Regions from separate parts of the Mus musculus genome. Here all the other regions are linked to region 3. A link is a loop called in an ENCODE intact Hi-C map of the cell type or tissue named here. Cell type or tissue: heart. All regions are shown on one strand. Links, peaks and the distances in the headings refer to the core of each region. The heading gives the core; the rest is flanking DNA.

Evidence for each region. Peaks named below come from ENCODE experiments on the same cell type or tissue, not always from the same donor. Only the 100,000 strongest peaks of a DNase experiment are listed, where the experiment ranks them.
Region 1: it touches region 3 in a loop (2.2-fold over the local background); 6 of 42 quality-filtered maps call a loop at or near these places.
Region 2: it touches region 3 in a loop (2.7-fold over the local background); 2 of 42 quality-filtered maps call a loop at or near these places.

What each region holds. Positions count from the first base shown.
Region 1 is chr12:84,781,831-84,787,186 of GRCm38, forward strand. Ltbp2 (latent transforming growth factor beta binding protein 2) reads right to left here. Exons shown (of 36, transcript NM_001370743.1): 31 at 4,526-4,654; 32 at 4,144-4,281; 33 at 3,898-4,065; 34 at 3,374-3,655; 35 at 2,924-3,073; 36 at 1,382-2,565. The coding sequence ends at 2,420. Among named protein-coding and RNA genes, the nearest start is that of Isca2, 11 kb to the left of the region's middle. In heart, for the core only: a CTCF peak has its summit at 2,845 (motif pointing right); a DNase peak (open chromatin) is centred at 2,891; H3K4me3 peaks cover 418 bases; H3K27ac peaks cover 882 bases; H3K27me3 peaks cover 3,036 bases.
Region 2 is chr12:84,918,297-84,923,652 of GRCm38, forward strand. Arel1 (apoptosis resistant E3 ubiquitin protein ligase 1) reads right to left here. Exons shown (of 20, transcript NM_178065.5): 18 at 2,962-3,051; 19 at 2,384-2,559; 20 at 1-2,284. The coding sequence ends at 2,182. Among named protein-coding and RNA genes, the nearest start is that of Ltbp2, 44 kb to the left of the region's middle. In heart, for the core only: a CTCF peak has its summit at 2,440; no DNase peak of the experiment used is centred there.
Region 3 is chr12:84,967,406-84,973,251 of GRCm38, forward strand. Arel1 (apoptosis resistant E3 ubiquitin protein ligase 1) reads right to left here and starts at 3,444. Exons shown (of 20, transcript NM_178065.5): 1 at 3,224-3,444. It overlaps Fcf1 (FCF1 rRNA processing protein), which reads left to right and starts at 3,525. Exons shown (of 8, transcript NM_028632.2): 1 at 3,525-3,560; 2 at 3,810-3,877; 3 at 5,585-5,656. The coding sequence starts at 3,558. In heart, for the core only: no CTCF peak of the experiment used is centred there; a DNase peak (open chromatin) is centred at 3,496; H3K4me3 peaks cover 2,406 bases; H3K27ac peaks cover 1,592 bases.

The DNA of each region.
Region 1 (5,356 bases), core at 357-5,356, 190 kb before region 3:
ATACAGCTGGCTGTGGTGGCCCACACATGGAGTTCCAGCACAATGGAGGCAGAGGGTCACTGGTTCTGGGCCACCCTGGCCTGCTTAGTAAGACTCTGTCACAGAGATGGGGGAGGGGTTGCTGTGCAGGACAGCATACACTGCATATTACTTCTGTTTTTAATAAAAGGCAGTATGTGTACGTGCAAGCAGCCTGTCCAAAGGCTGACCGGGCAGACAAGGGGTGGGGGGCTCTGAGGGCAAGCGCACAGTGCCAGCAGGGCATGCTTGGCGATAGCAGATGGTCTTTGAGGATGGGTGTAAGGTGGAGTCTGAGGTTAGTAGTGGTCCACTCTCCTCCTCAGACACACAGCAGCACATCTCCCAAGCTGTTCTACAGCCTCTTCCTCTCCCCCAGTGTTCCCAGGGTATCCTTGACAGGTGTTTACACTGCTGTCTTGTCTCAACATTCCTTCGTAGTGGTTTCTAATCTTCTGATTACAAAGAGCTCTTCAATAAATACCCTCTCACACACGTGATTTCATAGTTAATGAGAACATATCTGAAAGTTAAAGTCCTAGGGGTGGAATTACTGGGTCAGAGAGTTAGTTTTGTGCCTGTTATAACTGTGAGAGACATTGTCATTGTGCTCGTTAGACACTGAGCCAACATACACGTCTATCAGTTGTCTCGAGAGTCCTGTTCACCCAAGGCTAGCCACCTAGCAGTCTGAGCAAACTTTGATCTTGGCTAGTCTTTTAAAAGTGTCCCCACTCTCCTTACCCCTCCCTCACGGTGTTAGGGAGAGAACCCCAGGATCTTGTGCACGCTAGGTAGGCACTCTATCAAGTGAGCTAAATCCTCAACTTTCCTGTACTCTAAGTGAAGTTTCTGTTATTAGCAAAAGAATATTTTCATTGGTTTAGGAACCATGTGTTATTGTCTGCTCAGATACAGCGGCCTATAGAAAATTATTTAAGCTCCCCATGTCTCAGTTTTCTTGCCTGCAAATAGGAATAAAGTAGCAAGTGAGCTTGTTGGATGATTAAATAAAATTTAGGCACAGCAATCATTACAGTGCTCAGACAGTAGGCACCCAATAAGTTATTTGATGGCTGACAATCAGAGCAGCAGGCAGGGCAGATTAGATTTAAGAAGTAGCAGTCATCACCATGTCCTCTGTCAGATGCAGCCAGTCAGGGGAAGGCAGCCAGTCTGCTCTGCCTTAGGATAGCATAGAACCTGCTGCACTGTACCAGCGCTGCACTGCCCTGGAGCCCAGTCATGCGGGCTCGTGGAACTGGATGTGGAACTCATGCAGGTTCATCTCTAATCTGACCTTTAGATTTAACCAGTGTGATAAAAATGGTATAATAGGAAATAAAAACTAAGCACAGAAGGGTCCAGATGAACATTTTATTCCCCCATGCTCCTGAACCCCCAGCTAGCTTGTATGGAAGTGCATTTCTTAGAGGGAACAAGGGCAAGTGCTTCTGAGTGGAGGAGATAAACAACTTTGAAAACCTGGCCTCCTCTGCCAAGACCAGCTGAAAAGGAGACCTTTATATTGTTAGCCCATCTATTTGGGTTTCCCCATAGGGATAGATGTGCCTAAGAAAGGCCTTTGCATATGGGCGCCAGAGCTTATGACAAGCCTCACTGCAGGCACACAGAGCCTCTAAGGGGCTTCAAGTACTTATTTGCCCAAAGCAACTCAGTGTTTTTAGATTTCTTTAACTCTTGGCTCCTCCTTTCGTATCAGCTCGCCATGTTTTCCACATCACTCTCTTGCCGTACTTTCTCAGGCTCACTGTTCCTCGTCCTTTGTATTTCTTACCACTCAGCGAGTTAGTATTAGTCTTCATCCTCTGAGATGAGGGGCTGCAGAACTGTCTAAGAGATGGAGATGTGGCAAAAAGAGCTCATGCCAGCCTGGCCGAGTGGTGGTGTTGGTTCTGAGAGGTGACAGGAGCTACTCCCCAAACCCTCTCTTGCTCCACAGACTGTGAAGAGACCATCCCTGGGCGGATGCAGCCACTGTCCCCATTACAGAACAACTAGGATGATGTGTGGCTCGCAACTGGAAAGGGGTACCTGCAATGTTTGCACAGCCTAAGAGCACAGCCTGATGAGTGCCCTATAGTGTGGTCCCGGGGACAGACTGGTGGGCGTGTCTCATGGCCAGTGGCTGAAGCATTAAGATATTTGTGGTGTCTGAGCCAAGCAATGGCATAGAGGCAGTGATGGAAGCTCACACCCAGAGTTAAGCTGGAAGAAATAAAAATTTGGCAAGGCTGGCAGAACTGGGTCCAGAGCCCGGGCCTGATGTCATCACGTCATCTTCCCAGCGCGATGTCTTCCCAGCTAGGGAAGCAATCTTAAGTCCACGGCCTATGGCTGAAGCCATTTTCCAGATAGCTGCCCACACAAGCCCTCACTTCTACTCCTTGGCCGCACAGTGTGGGGGGCCTGGCTCTGCCACGTAACCTGGCGAACAGTGGCAGCGATAGGAACCCTCTGTGTTCTCACAGTGACCGTGTGCACAGAGTGCTGCAGGCCCGTTCAAGTCTTCACACTCGTTCACATCTATGGAAGCAAAGAAGAAAGCTGCAGGGGTCTCTGGGTCCCTCTAGCCACCAGCCCCTTCCCCCTTCCCTGGATATGACACCCAAAGGCCCCCTCTTCAGACCCCCTGCCTCATCAGGCCGCCCCAAACAAGTCAACTAAGGGACAGAACCCAAGAAGCAGTCATCTTAGCATGCCCAAGACTATGCCTTCGTGTCTTTGCTTCTCTTCTGTGGAGGATGGACCATTAAACCTGTCTTTGGGGCTTCCACTTTCACTAGCTTGACACACGCCCACTAGGGGGCAGCAGCGTGTTTCCCGGCTGCCCTAGCCGGGAGTCCTGTGGTAGGCGTGGTTCTCCAACTCACTCCAAACTCACCCACACAGGCCATGTGGGCCGCATCCAGCTGGAAGCCCTCAAAGCAGTCGCAAGTGTAGCCCTCCCGCACACGCACGCAGCGGCCATTCTCACAGCCATTCAGGATGCCACATTCCTCAGCCTGAAGGCCTTCGAAGGAGGCCAGGGGTTCTAATAGAGAGTCAGAAAGAAGAAGGCTGAGGTCTGAGGGCGTAGGTTCCCGTGTCTCTCACCCTACACCCTCCAGTACAATGGTGGTCGCTGTTGCCTGCCGAGGGTGGGGTTGTCAGTGGATCGCAACAGCCCTACAGAACGACACTGCAACAAAGGTCACACTCTCCTTAAGGTTTGGGGTGACGCTTGGCTGCCTGTGCCCAGTGTATTTCCCCTTCCCTGTCCTCCCCTGGCAGGCAGGCAGAAGGGGTGAGAGGACGGCAGGGCGTGGCTCTTCTCCAGTTTTGCTGCACGTACCTGAGTGGCTGGCTAGATAGTGAGGCTGAAGTTCAGAGGGCTGCAGAGGAGGCTCAAGGACAGGTGTGTTGTCTCCCGGCTGGCTGGCTGGGTTGGAGAAGGGAGGCTCAGGGGCAGTGTCCTCGGGGCCTAGGTAGTTATAGAAGGGAGCCCCATCTGGGCCGTAGAGGTTTTCAGGCAGATCGTCCAGGCCAGGGCCATACTCATAGCCTGGCCGGAAGTGGATCCCTGCTCCGCGCTCTGCCTCAATCCGAGCCACGTTGCACAGCTGAGCGTAGACCTCTGTTGGGGAGGACGGAGAAAGGTGCTGGGTTTTAGTTCCTGCTAGCTGAAGCTCGGTAAGCTGGCCCAGCTGGCTCTTGGCCCAAGAGGAGAACACATGGGGGTTCCTGACCAGGCTTGCGCCTTTCTTTGTCCTGAATGACCTGGACTAAGGGCAAGGCCTGGGCTTCCTGATTGCTCTCTTTTCAGGGTGAGGTATCCCCTTCCCAGAGCTATGCCCAGATCTGCAGGTACCCTCTTACCAGAGCTCCTGGGCGGGCACAGAGCGCATTGCTGGCTCCAGGCCTCCCCATCTTGGCAGCAGCATTCTGTATAGGTGGTATGGTGCCCACGCAAGGGCTGGCTGCACACATCATTGGTGACTTTTTTCCAGCAGATGTCCATGTGGATGTCATGGTCAGGGAAGTCCTCTGGTGGCACACACCCCAGAAGACTGTGAGTCCCAGGCCAGGTCTACACCCCTGATGTCCACACCCCCATCTACTCACCCGTGCTGCTGGTGCTGTTCACACAGCGCTGCCCACTGAGGTCTAGGGTGAGGGGGGGATTGCAGAGGCAATGGAAGGAGCCTTCTGTGTTCACACACTCACCGTTCTCACAGGCCAAGTCCTGGCATTCGTTGTGATCTGTGGTGTGAGGAAAAAGTGGAGAAGGTCCAGAAGTGGCCTTTTGACAATGCTCACAGAAGGGTTTGTCTAAGGAGGCCCAAGAAGATGCCCACCCAGGAAAGGCTCTCTCTAGGAACCATCTCTGACAGCCTAGAACTGCCCTTGCCTCACACCCACCTGCTGCAGTGGGCATCTTTCCCAGGAAGGGGGACTCTTAGCAAGAGTGGAACTAAGGATTAGCAGGGCCCACGTGAGTCCTCACCCTGGCACTTCCTGCTGGAGGCATCATAGTGGTAGCCAGGGTTGCACAGGCAAATGTAGCCAGGCACTATGTTGAGGCATCGGCCATTCTGGCAGAGAGCAGGCCCAAACAGTACACATTCATCGGCATCTTCGGGAGGACAGAGTGAGGTGAGTGGGGGGGGGGGGGAGGAAGAAACGGCAGGAAGGGGTACTTATAGTCAGAGGCTCTACATCCAGCCCTCTGAGTGAGATGGGTAAGTTGCTTAGGTTCTTCTTGCCTCAATTTCTCCTCTAAAATACTGCTTAACCTCTTGCAATTGTAATGAGGATTAAGATATGCTAATATCCCTAAAGCACTTTAAATAGCACTTGACACAAAGCAAGCACTCAAGACAAGCCGCTTGGTGTCCAGTGGGAGAGTGCAGGAAGCCACTGGCTTCAGTTCCAGCAACACACACACACACAGGCACACACATCACTCACACACATGCACACATATGCACACATCACACATACACAAGTGTGCACGCACACACACCCTCACTCATACACTCGCGCACACACTTTTTGTTCCCATTATTTCCTTCTCAGGACTAGCTTTCTCAATAAGGCACCAAGGGACCCAGTACCTGCAACTCTCCAAGAAGACAATGAGCTCCCCAAGGTTTCTGCTTTGGTGAGTGGAGCCAGAGAGACAGCTACTGTCCTGACCTGGGTGGCAGTGCAGTACCTACCCCAGTCTATCCTTGTGTCCGGGTATGGTGGTGGTGAGGTTAAACACCATGGTGCACCCTCTAGACTTGAGGGCACAGGGAAACTGAGTTCAGGGTCATGCAAACACTTCAGGAGG
Region 2 (5,356 bases), core at 357-5,356, 49 kb before region 3:
CTCCTTCAAGGACACCAAAAAGCCAAAAGCCAGGAGGGCAGCTGGTCTCCCAAGTACCTATGTTACAAAGCACAAACAAAAGAACTGGCCAAAATAAGGAATATGAATAGAAAATTGACCAAGAAATAACACATGTTTTTATCTGTCCAACATACTGTATCTCTTCCCCACACTGGCTAGTACCAAAGCAGTATTAGAAAAAAAAGGTAAAAGAAAATGCAAAAGAGAGCAAAATGCTTCTGAACAGTCAGGAGAGTGAACTGGAAGAATAGAAAACCACACAGTACTAGAGGATTTTTTTGTTAAAGACTCTGGTGCCTAAAGACCAACCTGGCATGCTAGCTGCCCCAGCTGGGCTGCAACAGCGCCTAGGAGACTCTGAAAAAGTGCTACGACTAGAGCTTAAAATGAGAGGTCTAGTCACACACACACACTGACCCCCTGTGTAGTCTGCAGAGGGGTGCTGGAGCCTGGATTGCAGAACCTAGGAGGAAGAACCGCCCCAAACGGCCAAGCAGCCATGTACCCAGCTGGAAGCCCCAGCAGAGGCTGAGAGGCAGCAGAGTAGTGGCTAAATGATCTTGTACGTGTTCCTTGGGAAAACTGTGGGCAGGCGGCAGCACCTTGTCCCAGTCCCTGAGGAGAGCAGTGACCATGTGGCATGGAGGATCCTGGGTGGAGAGGTCCTGATGCCAGGTCCCAAACCCCGAGGATAAGTGAGGTGAGCACCCACGCCAAGAAAAGACAGATGATGACTGCAAAGGAGGTCAGGCAGGGTTCTAGCAGCTCAGGAGAGCTTGTTTCTCGTGATCCTGGGAACAGGAGGGCTCAGACTGCTTCCAGGAGGCCAAGGCACTGTCACAAGAACTGCCTTGTCTCAGGATTCGGTGTACTTGCTGGTTTTGGCAATAAAATGGCTTGTAATATTCTGAGTGAGTGCCCCATGGAAAATAGTGGCTTGTAGGAAAGCCTTATTAAAGACAGAAACTGGGAAATCCATGTGATATTGAGCCTTCGTGTTGTTTTCATTCAAACACTCATGAAAAGATGCTATCTTCCTGGAGACTGAGAAGTTCTCTTTGATCACCATGTAACTGTGAACCCAATATAGCGTTCTCCCTCCATGGTTCCCCCACTTCCTGGTAACTGATGAAACCAAGTCCTTGGAATTGCTAGGTATTTACTGCTGCTGGGTCTCCACCTTGTCTGTCCCCAGTGGCTTCACCGCTCCTTTGCCTTAGCACTGCCAAAGATCACCACCACAGCTGGCAGGCTCTGTCCCAGTCTGTTGCTCCCAAAATTCTTCCAGCAGAATGCTAAAGACAGCTCTTAACAAACTATGTAAGTCGGAGGTCAGTCCAAGTCCTCCTTCAGTGCAAAGAACAATTCAGAGGAAAGCATCAGTAGTCTTCAAGCCATCCACATGCCTGGACACGGCCCTTCCCCACGAGAGAAGCGTACCCAGCACTGGAGGCTGCAGCGCAGACATCCTTCACATTCTTCTGACTGCTTTTCTCACTGGCTCAAATTCAAGAGAAAGCTTAGCAAATTCCTTATAGATTAATGATCATCTTTAAAAATGCCCACAGGGAGTATCTTTTCCAGTTCTGTCACCTTAAAGACATCCTTTTGTACTACCAGTCCCCATGAGAACTAATCCAGTGCCATGGCCTGTGCCTGCCATTATGTGGGAGGACAAATCAGACGGCTTGTGTGGGCCACTTTCTAGCTGCACTTCTCCTGACCACTGATGAGAAGAGGTGATGCATTACCCAGTCTGGTCAAGTAGTGAGCTCAAGGAGGGCTGGAATGAGGCATGGTGGAAGGGTCTCACATGCTGGCTTTCCAACAGAACTGAGTCCTCTGTGTTATGAATGTCTCCCAGCCACGGAGGCAGATCCGGTCACAGAGATCTTCAAGGGACCAACGAAGTGACAGCAGCATGGTCCTCCTCTCATGACTGAGTAGAGCTCAGATAGGTGCCACGTGCTCAAGTGGCCTGTGGTGAACGTGGACAGGTGAGGTAAGAACAGGGCTTGCAGATGACAGAATACTCCAGACACAAGGGAGCATGCAGTATCTTCTGGCTAATGGTTGTGGTTAAGGTCAGTGGCTATGCTTGTTAACATGTGTCCAGATGCTCTAGAGAGCTTGGGAGCCAAGCAGGTGACAGAGGAGCGGTCAGAGCATGCCAAAGCCCTCGCAACCCTCACTGATGGCCAGCTGTAGCATCCTGTGCACCTCTTCATATGAGTCATATGTAGGGAGGCACAGTTGGTTAAAACTGGAAAAACAAGGAGGAAGATGATGAATTCATACTACAAGAAACATGGGCAAGGGCTAGAAAGAGACTCCCCCACCAGGGATGCTTCGGGCAGCCTACCATGTGTGTGCAGTAGGAAGCGTGCTATGGGTTGGAGCAGCAATAATCTGAAATGAGGGACAGAGGGCAGCAAATCCTCCAGGTGGGAGCTGAGAAGAGCCTGTTGTAAACTGAAGCAGCCTAGCCAGTTCCTCCTGGGTCAGACTGGAAACCACAGCCCAAAACCACCTCATGACCTGGCAGGAAAAGACAGGGCTTTCATCAACATGACATGCAGCCTAAGATCTGACTCCTAAGGAAGGACCAGGATACTGTGGGGAGGCACATGCTCCCAGTTACAGCACTATGAGGCATGAATAACAATCCCTGCAAGAATTTACATTGTCACAGGATCAGCGGGTAATCACCAATTGATTGCTTGGCTCTGCTTACTTCCATTCCCACCCATTACCGCAGTGGTAGTCAAGGCACCTGTCTTTAGGGACCTGAGCTCCTTTCGGCTTGGATAACTACCTGTTTTCCCAGAATCATTGTTTTGCCAGTCAACATGTCAACTTCTTCGACTCTTCTACATTTGTCTTCTAAAACCATTCCACTTAAGTCAATACCAACCCAACTGTGAAAGCTTAGCCCATTACCTTTTCTCTGAAATGCCAGGATCCACCAACCACTACAGCATGGGCTTTGAAGTCAGATACATTGATGTCTCCAGTCCCACACATCAGCAGCTAGACAGACAGAAGGACAAAGACATTCTATTTAGTCAGTTACCTACATACATGGGTATGCAGAATGAAACCAATGCCAGGAGAAAGACAGAAAATGAGATCACAGTGCTAGAATGAACTGTAATAGGCCAATGATTCCTAATTAGTGTGGGATTTCAAAAAAACAAAACAAAACAAAACAAAAATCACAGTATTAATAAATCCACACCACTTACACACACACACACACACACACACACACACACACACATACACACACACACACACACACGATTCAGCAGAAAACAAAAGTGATTATTGTGCAAGCCAGCCAACCTGAGTTGGATCCCTAGAACGCACAGTGGAGGGGTGTAACAAACTCCTAGAAGTGGTCCCCTGACCTCGGATATACCACAGCACACAATAAGCTCTGTGGCACATGTATGCCTGTATCACATAGACTGGATTTAAAAGACAGACAGATGAGTACACTAGGTACTGAAGCAGAATCTCTGAAGTTGGATTATACATTAATACAGCTGAAGAGGTTTCCTAGGTGTTTCTGACGAGTATGCCTAGTTAAGAACTGCTAAGGTGGCTTTGTCATTACAGAATGAAATGAAAGAAATAAAATAACTGCGTCTGTGTTCTAGTCAGCAGAGGATTGCCCAGGGGAAGGGCCCTTTATGAGTGCTTTCTCTCAGGTCTAGCCCCCTTTCGTGGGCTGAACTTTTAACTGCTTCCCTTTAGCTCTGCTTCCAGTTGAACAGATAAACTAAAAGGATGGGGGAGGGGGGCGCGGGGAAAGAGAGAGGGGGAGAGAGAGAGAGAGAGAGAGAGAGAGAGAGAACATTAATGACATCAGAGCCTTAAATATCTTGTTGATGTCCTAATTTGGCTCAAGAGCCAGCATGTTACTTAGCAGACTATGAATATCCATCCAATAGCTGTAAGGAATGATACCTCTTAATAAAGAGACAAAAAAGCCCAACTTCAGCCCTGGAAGCTTTAGTTTCTCGAAGACCATGCCAAGTTAATGAGTAGCTCGGAGCAGCCTGAGGAACTGTAGACTGCAGCTTTTCTCCCATTCTCGGATGTGTTGTCTCCAATGCTCACACTACAACAAAATACCCCAGGGCCCCAAGGCAGCAGCACAGGTAAGAGGTCTATAGAAATTCTAGACTGAGAATTCATTGTTTGGATCTTACATCTCCAGGCACTGCCGGTGATGAGAATCACAGAAGCTTGACTGTTCTCTAGCCGAGGAAGAATTACACAGCATCACCTGATGATACTGACAATAGCGGTTTCCTTACACATTTTAAAGTTTCTCTTTTGTTGTTGTTTTGTTTTGTTTCTGTGTTTTGAGATGGGGCTTCTCTCTAGCCCTGGCTGTCCTGGAACTCCAGAGTGCAGGAAGGATTTCTAACAGGAACGTTATGAAGAACTTTGACTGTACATATCATGTGTGAGGAGCAGCAGCAAGAAAAGACAAGCTGACTCTCTTGTTCTCGACTCCTAAGGCCTTTCATTCAGCTGACCATAAAAATGGTGTTTAGCCAGGCGGTGGTGGCACACACCTTTGATCCCAGCACTCGGGAGGCAGAGACAGGCAGATTTCTGAGTTCGAGGCCAGCCTGGTCTACAAAGTGAGTTCCAGGACAGCCAGGGCTATACAGAGAAACCCTGTCTCAAAAAAACAAAACAAAACAAAAAAAAAATGGTATTTAACCATCTTAGAGCTAACTTTGGGCTGACAAAATGTGAAATCACCGTTACTTAGATATGTAAATACATGCACATGTTCTCACACTCTGTGACACTACAGATATGTAAACACACGTGACTTTAATATGACCCATTCTGTGTCTTTCACTAGCATAGAGCCTGGAGGGACTTCTGTCTTCTTCACTGCAGTTTCTCTGGAATCTCAGCACACAGCTCATAGTTCACACACCCCTAAAAAATATACTCTATAATCCACTTAAATATGAAGACTATATATTATGCAAATACTCATTAGTCAATTAATATCAATAATACTTGATAAATATTAATGACTACTCTTCATAACTACTTGCTGCTCTATAAATTTCAACATTGTAATTTTTAAAAGATGAGACAAGGTGCACAGACATACATGCAGGAAAAGACTCATATACATTTTTAAAAATTTCTTTTAAAGTGACTCTAACTCCTGTATAATAAACGTCTTTCTGGCTACACAGTGAGACTGTCTCAATCCTCTCATTTCCCAAGAAGAAAGAATGGGCTTTCTTGCCGCACCACTAACAGAAGGTATAGCAAGCAGGGGCCCGTGAGGCAC
Region 3 (5,846 bases), core at 435-5,434:
TCACCAGGTTAGATTAAAAAGTAATTAACCAAATAAATGTTTGTTGGGGGAACAACATATGGCCCATGAGATAAATGTAAACATGTAGTTTGAGACTAGAAATAATATCTCTACATTAACTTGAAATATAAGATGTTCCCTAGGGGCTCTCCCACTAGTCGTAATTCTATTCAAATGTATTTAGACCAATTAATAAGGAGAACAAAGTCCAAGGCCAATTAAGTATTCAAACTGTGGACTCAGGGGTCTCAGAGACTCTTTCTCTTCAGGACTACAGAAAACACACAATGAACCACTAAGAAGGACTAAAGTAATTCTTTCCCTCACGAGTGTGCAGTCAAAAGTAATTACTTCCCACTTCCATTCAACACAGTCAAAACCATGCTACCTTCCATCCCTATCAAAGGATGGCATATAATAGCTGAGGCTTTAATCGTAGGCTTTAAGATCCCCAGATTATGACAAAATTACAATGCAGCAAAGCACTCTGCTAGCTATGTTCTCAACCCCACAGTTCTCATACTCTGCTAGCTATGTTCTCAACCCCCACAGTGTTCCTCCACTGATTCAGCTCCTTATCAAGTATTAACAATCAAGGATCAGAAAGTTCTCAGAACAGAAGCTGCAAATCGATTTAAAATAAAAGAAAAAAAAAAAAAAACAGATTTCAAGCTTGAGAGGAAAGGGCTTTTCTTTCAGTCCCTGAATTTAAAAGCAAGTTACAAATTACCTAGCTCGGCAATTTTCTCTTTGAGTGCTCTCAATCAAGTGCACAAGGATGCAGTCTGTCTGTCTCTGTCTCTCTTTTTCTCTCTCTGTCTCTGTTTCTTTCTCTCTCTCTTTTCTAATCAGTCTCCAGATGGTTTTTCTTTTTTTAATAATTGACCATGTTTATTAAAAAGGCTAAATACCGGTGGGCAGTGGTGGCACACGCCTTTAATCCCAGCACTTGGGAGGCAGAGGCAGGCGGATTTCTGAGTTCGAGGCCAGCCTGGTCTACAGAGTGAGTTCCAGGACAGCCAGGGCTACACAGAGAAACCCTGTCTCTAATCTCCCACCCCCAAAAAACGGCTAAATGCCTAATCACTAACATGTTTCTTTTTTTCCCCACATTTTTTATTAGATATTTTCTTCATTTACATTTCAAATGCTATCCCAAAGTTGCCTATTCCCTCCCCCCGCCCTGCTCCCCTACCCACTCAAGCCCACTTCTTGGCCCTGGCATTCCCTGTACTGGGGCATATAAAGTTTGCTAGACCAAGGGGCCTCTCTTCCCAATGACGGCTGACTAGGCCATCTTCTGCTACATATGCAGCTAGAGACACGAGCTCTGGGGGTACTGGTTAGTTCATATTGTTGTTCCACTTATAGGGTTGCAGACCCCTTCAGCTCTTGGGTACTTTCTCTAGCTCCTATATTGGGGGCCCTGTGTTCCATCCTATAGATGACGGTGAGCATCCACTTCTGTATATGTTTCATTTTTTAAAAATATGGGTGCTGTTAATTCTACCCATGAATGGTAGCCTGGCAGACACAACCTGTTGTGAAAAGATAAGGAACTCCCGGTGGGGGTAAAGCAGAAGTAAAGTCTCTGAAGACATGTCAATAATAAAATGATTTCAACACCAAAAATTCACAACCCACAGATGTGTGAACAACAGAGAGACCTGCACACATATGAGTCTCTCAAAGAGAACAACAGGAAGGACAGCAGTTTCACATTCAAACCGACACAAAATGACCCGTTATAGAGACCTGAAAGTTTAGTAAGAGTTCTGAGGTTCGCCAACACGGTCAAGTTTCAAAATAGTAAAAAAACACATGAACACTCAAGTGGTGTAACCTTTCGGGCTGGAAAAACTTGACAGGAAATGACTGAAAAGACTTTAATGGCAAGCATCTCTAGGGACGATGCTTATGACTATGAAAACACAGGTCGGTCCTAGTGGTGTCTGGGTAATATAGGTGCTGTGATGATGAGCTTAGCTTTATACACAAAGAAACAGAGGCACCAACTGATGGCCCAAAGCAATGCAAATAAAGCAACTCAAGAGAGGGAGTGAACTGCAGCCAGTCAAACGCCCGAGTCCCATAACCAATGCACTGCCTCGCACTGTTACACCTCGAACACCTCTGAACCCAGTAACACTAGGTCAGTGTCATGCAGTAAGAAAATCACAAGCGAACCAAACTGACCTCTGAGCGTCTAGGGCACAGCTTCAACATCGGTAAAACAAAGGTATCAAAAGAGTCAACTAAGATGAAGTTCACATAGCCTACAAGTCTCATAAACTGCACATCCACTTCCAGGAAAGCTGTCCCTGGCCTTCCACAGACTCTCAAGGGGTAAAAGAAACCTCTCTCCGGATGGCTAAGAACAACTAGAATACATCCTAAAAGCAAAGACAAACAAGCAAACGGAAAACAAAACCAAACACTGCCCAGTTTCGCTTTCTCATTCCCACATATTCTCCCTCTCCCATTAAGGACTGCACACCAGGCTTCACAACGAAGAGCACTGTTCCCCATCACATTCCAGGCTTGCTAAGTAGTTGCACATATAAGCTTCTGCACCTGTTTTTCTTGTGATCGTCTAAAAAAGGCCACTGCGACTGGGATAATTGGCTCAATGAGTAAAATACCTGCTGACCAAGCAAGAAGCCCTGAGTTTGGTTTGCCCAGGATCTGGTTAGAAAACAAGCCGGGGAGTAGTGGGCTTGTCCACTCCAGCACCGGAGGGCAGGGATGGGAGTATCTCTGGGGCTTTTTGGTCAGTCAATCTAGCAAAAACCGGAGGTGGAGGTGTTTCCAGGTTGGGTAAGACAGACTGTTTTCTAAAAAGTGGAAGATAAAGACAAGCAGCTTCCTCTGGCTTCTGCTCTGAATTTCTGCTCTGATGCACCTGCACGCTCGTGCTCGTACACACACACGGGAAGAGAGAGAGAGAGAGAGAGAGAGATGCAGACAGACAGAGACGGAGGGAGAACATTGGGGGGGGATGTCCTCCATCGCTATTACATTCCTCTCTTTCCGAAGAATCTTACGCCCAGCCTCACAAGTTCCAAGCCGGCGAGGAAAACCAATCAATAACCAGAGCCTCAAGGCTGAACTACAGAGCCAAGGCTGAAATGATGTGCCAGAGGAAAACCAGAATGTACTGTCAAACTATGGGACGCCCAGGATTCCCGACCCCTCTGCCCTCGTCCCCTCTTCTCTCGCTCGCCTTCAGCAATTCTGGTGCCTACGGTCGGCTGGGCTCTGCCTCCGGCTGCGGCGTGAAGAAAAACGTTACCCGAACGGGGGCTGCAACGTGGCCAAGTCCTAGTTCTGGGGTCCGAGGAAGCAGCGGCCTCATCCAGCACAAATCCTACCCTCCACCCGCCCCCCAAAAAAATCTCCAGTGTCGATCTCCGCCAGCGTTAGGAGCCGGCTCGGAGCTTTTACGTTTCCCAAAGTAGCTTCCGCCTCCGGGTTGGCCTTTGCCGGAAAGAGCGTGAGGATGACGTAAAGTGTCGCGCTGCGAGCGATTCCGGAAGAAACAGGAGTGCGGCGTGAACATGGTGAGCGGAGTGGGAGAACTTTGTCAGAGAGTTTTGGGGAGCAAACGGGAGCTCAGCCTTTGGCCAGATATAGACTCGGTGCTTCCTTGTTTGTTTGTTTGTTTGTTTGTTTGTTTAATTCCATTCTGGCCTTAGTTCGAAGGGAGTAGGGAGGGGGACTGAGTGCTGTTTGGGGAGGGGCAAGAAAAATAGAAGAGAACTTTAAAAGATGTTTTCAGCTCTTTTTAACTCGAAAACTTCTGTTTCAAGGGGAAGCAAAAGAAAACAAGGAAATATGCGACTATGAAGCGAATGCTCAGTCTGAGAGACGAGCGACTGTGAGTGGTCAGAACCAACTGGTTTCTTAAACTGATCAGAACTACAGAAGTCACGATGGGCTAAGTAGAAACATCTGATGTACTGGTTTCTTAAACTGCAGAAGTCACGATGGGCTAAGTAGAAACATTTGATGTTTTTTTGTTTTGCTTATAATGTCTTAGGTCTGTGTTGCATGGAATTATAGTCACACATTCGGTGGGGCAGGGCATGGTATCGTTGTGGGAAAGCCGGTGAGGAGGTCATACCATGGCTGTCTTCAGGTCCTGCCACCCAAGTTTAAAAAGGACGATGGGAAAAGTCCAAGATAGTCCCATTTTATAAGTTGTAAGAATTCAGAACCTTGCCGGGCGGTGGTGGCACACGCCTTTAATCCCAGCACTCGGGAGGCAGAGGCAGGCGGATTTTTGAGTTCGAAGCCTGGTCTACAGAGTGAGTTCCAGGACAGCCAGGACTATACAGAGAAACCCTGTTTCGAAAAAAAAACAAACAAACAAACAAAAAAAGAATTCAGAACCTTCGAACATGCTAGTATGATATTCCCATTATAAAGAACACTCAAGGGGCTGGTGAGATGGCTCAGTGGGTAAGAGCACCTGACTGCTCTTCCGAAGGTCCAGAGTTCAAATCCCAGCAACCACATGGTGGCTCACAACCATCCGTAACGAGATCTGACTCCCTCTTCTGGTGTGTCTGAAGACAGCTACAGTGTACTTACATATAATAAATAAATAAATCTTTTAAAAAAAAAAAATAAAAATAAATAAAGAACACTCAACCAGTTTCTCTGTATCGGTAAGGACTGGGTAAACAGTTAATTTAATGAAGACTGGGCTTCTTCGTGTTTAAGATTTTCGGAACAAGAGAGTGGTCATTAGAACCTTCAGAATTATTATTCTCAGCTTCTGATGTGGGTTTTTATTTTATCTAACAATGTCCCACTGATCACTTCCTTGTGTTGAGTCTTTATTTTATACGTGTGTTATGTTTCAGGCCTTTATAAATAACGTGGAGAAACTTTCCTCCTAAACTTGTGGTTTGAGTCCTTTTTGGTTTGATTTGGTTTGGTTTGTTGTTGTTGTTGTTGTTGTTGTTGTTGTTGTTGTTTGAGACAGGGTCTCACTAAGTAGCCTTGGCTACCCTGAAACTTGCTATGTAAACCAGACCTCGAATTTTTAGGGCTCTGTCTGCCTCTCTCTCCCTGGAGCTAGGAGGGCCACCATGCCTACCTTGGGATATTCAGAAGTCTTCAGCAGGTTAATAACAACCTCTTCACGGCCTCTTACACGTGGTTTGTTTTTGTTTTTTTTTAGCATATATTATACATAACAATAGATATCATTATGTTATTTTTCAAGTGGGTATATAATGTACTTTGAGTAAAATCAACCCCCATTTATACCAAGAAAAAAGTTAATAATTAGAATTTATTCATTAACAACATCTTGAGTTTATTAGCCTTACTGATTAATTTTTATATTTTCTGGCTACTTCCTGCTCTATTTACTTGTTCTCATAGTATATGTTGATGCTAACATCACAAAGTCCACAACTGGATTTCTTTGGTAGCAGAAAGAGAATGGAACTTGAGGTGATAGAGATTGAGCCCAGGGCTTCACGCGTGCTAGGCCAGCCCCAACAAACTGAAACTTCCAAATGAAATTTCAACTGCATCATGTTTCCCTTCTCTGGATTTGCTTTTTTTGCAGTAAAGAAAAGGATAGGTTGAAGCCTAAGAAGAAAGAGAAGAAAGATCCGAGCGCGCTGAAGGAAAGAGAAGTGTGAGTACTAAAAGCGTCAGCTTGCCTTTCCACTCAGACACTAGAAAGCAGTGGCCCTGTAAGATTCCAGGCTTCCCTGACTTCATTGCTTGTCGAGTGAAAGTGCTATCGGGGGGCACATTCTCATCTCCATGCTTTGAGGTTTTGAATCCCATTGAGCAATAAATTTTCCCTGAAGGCACTAGGACTA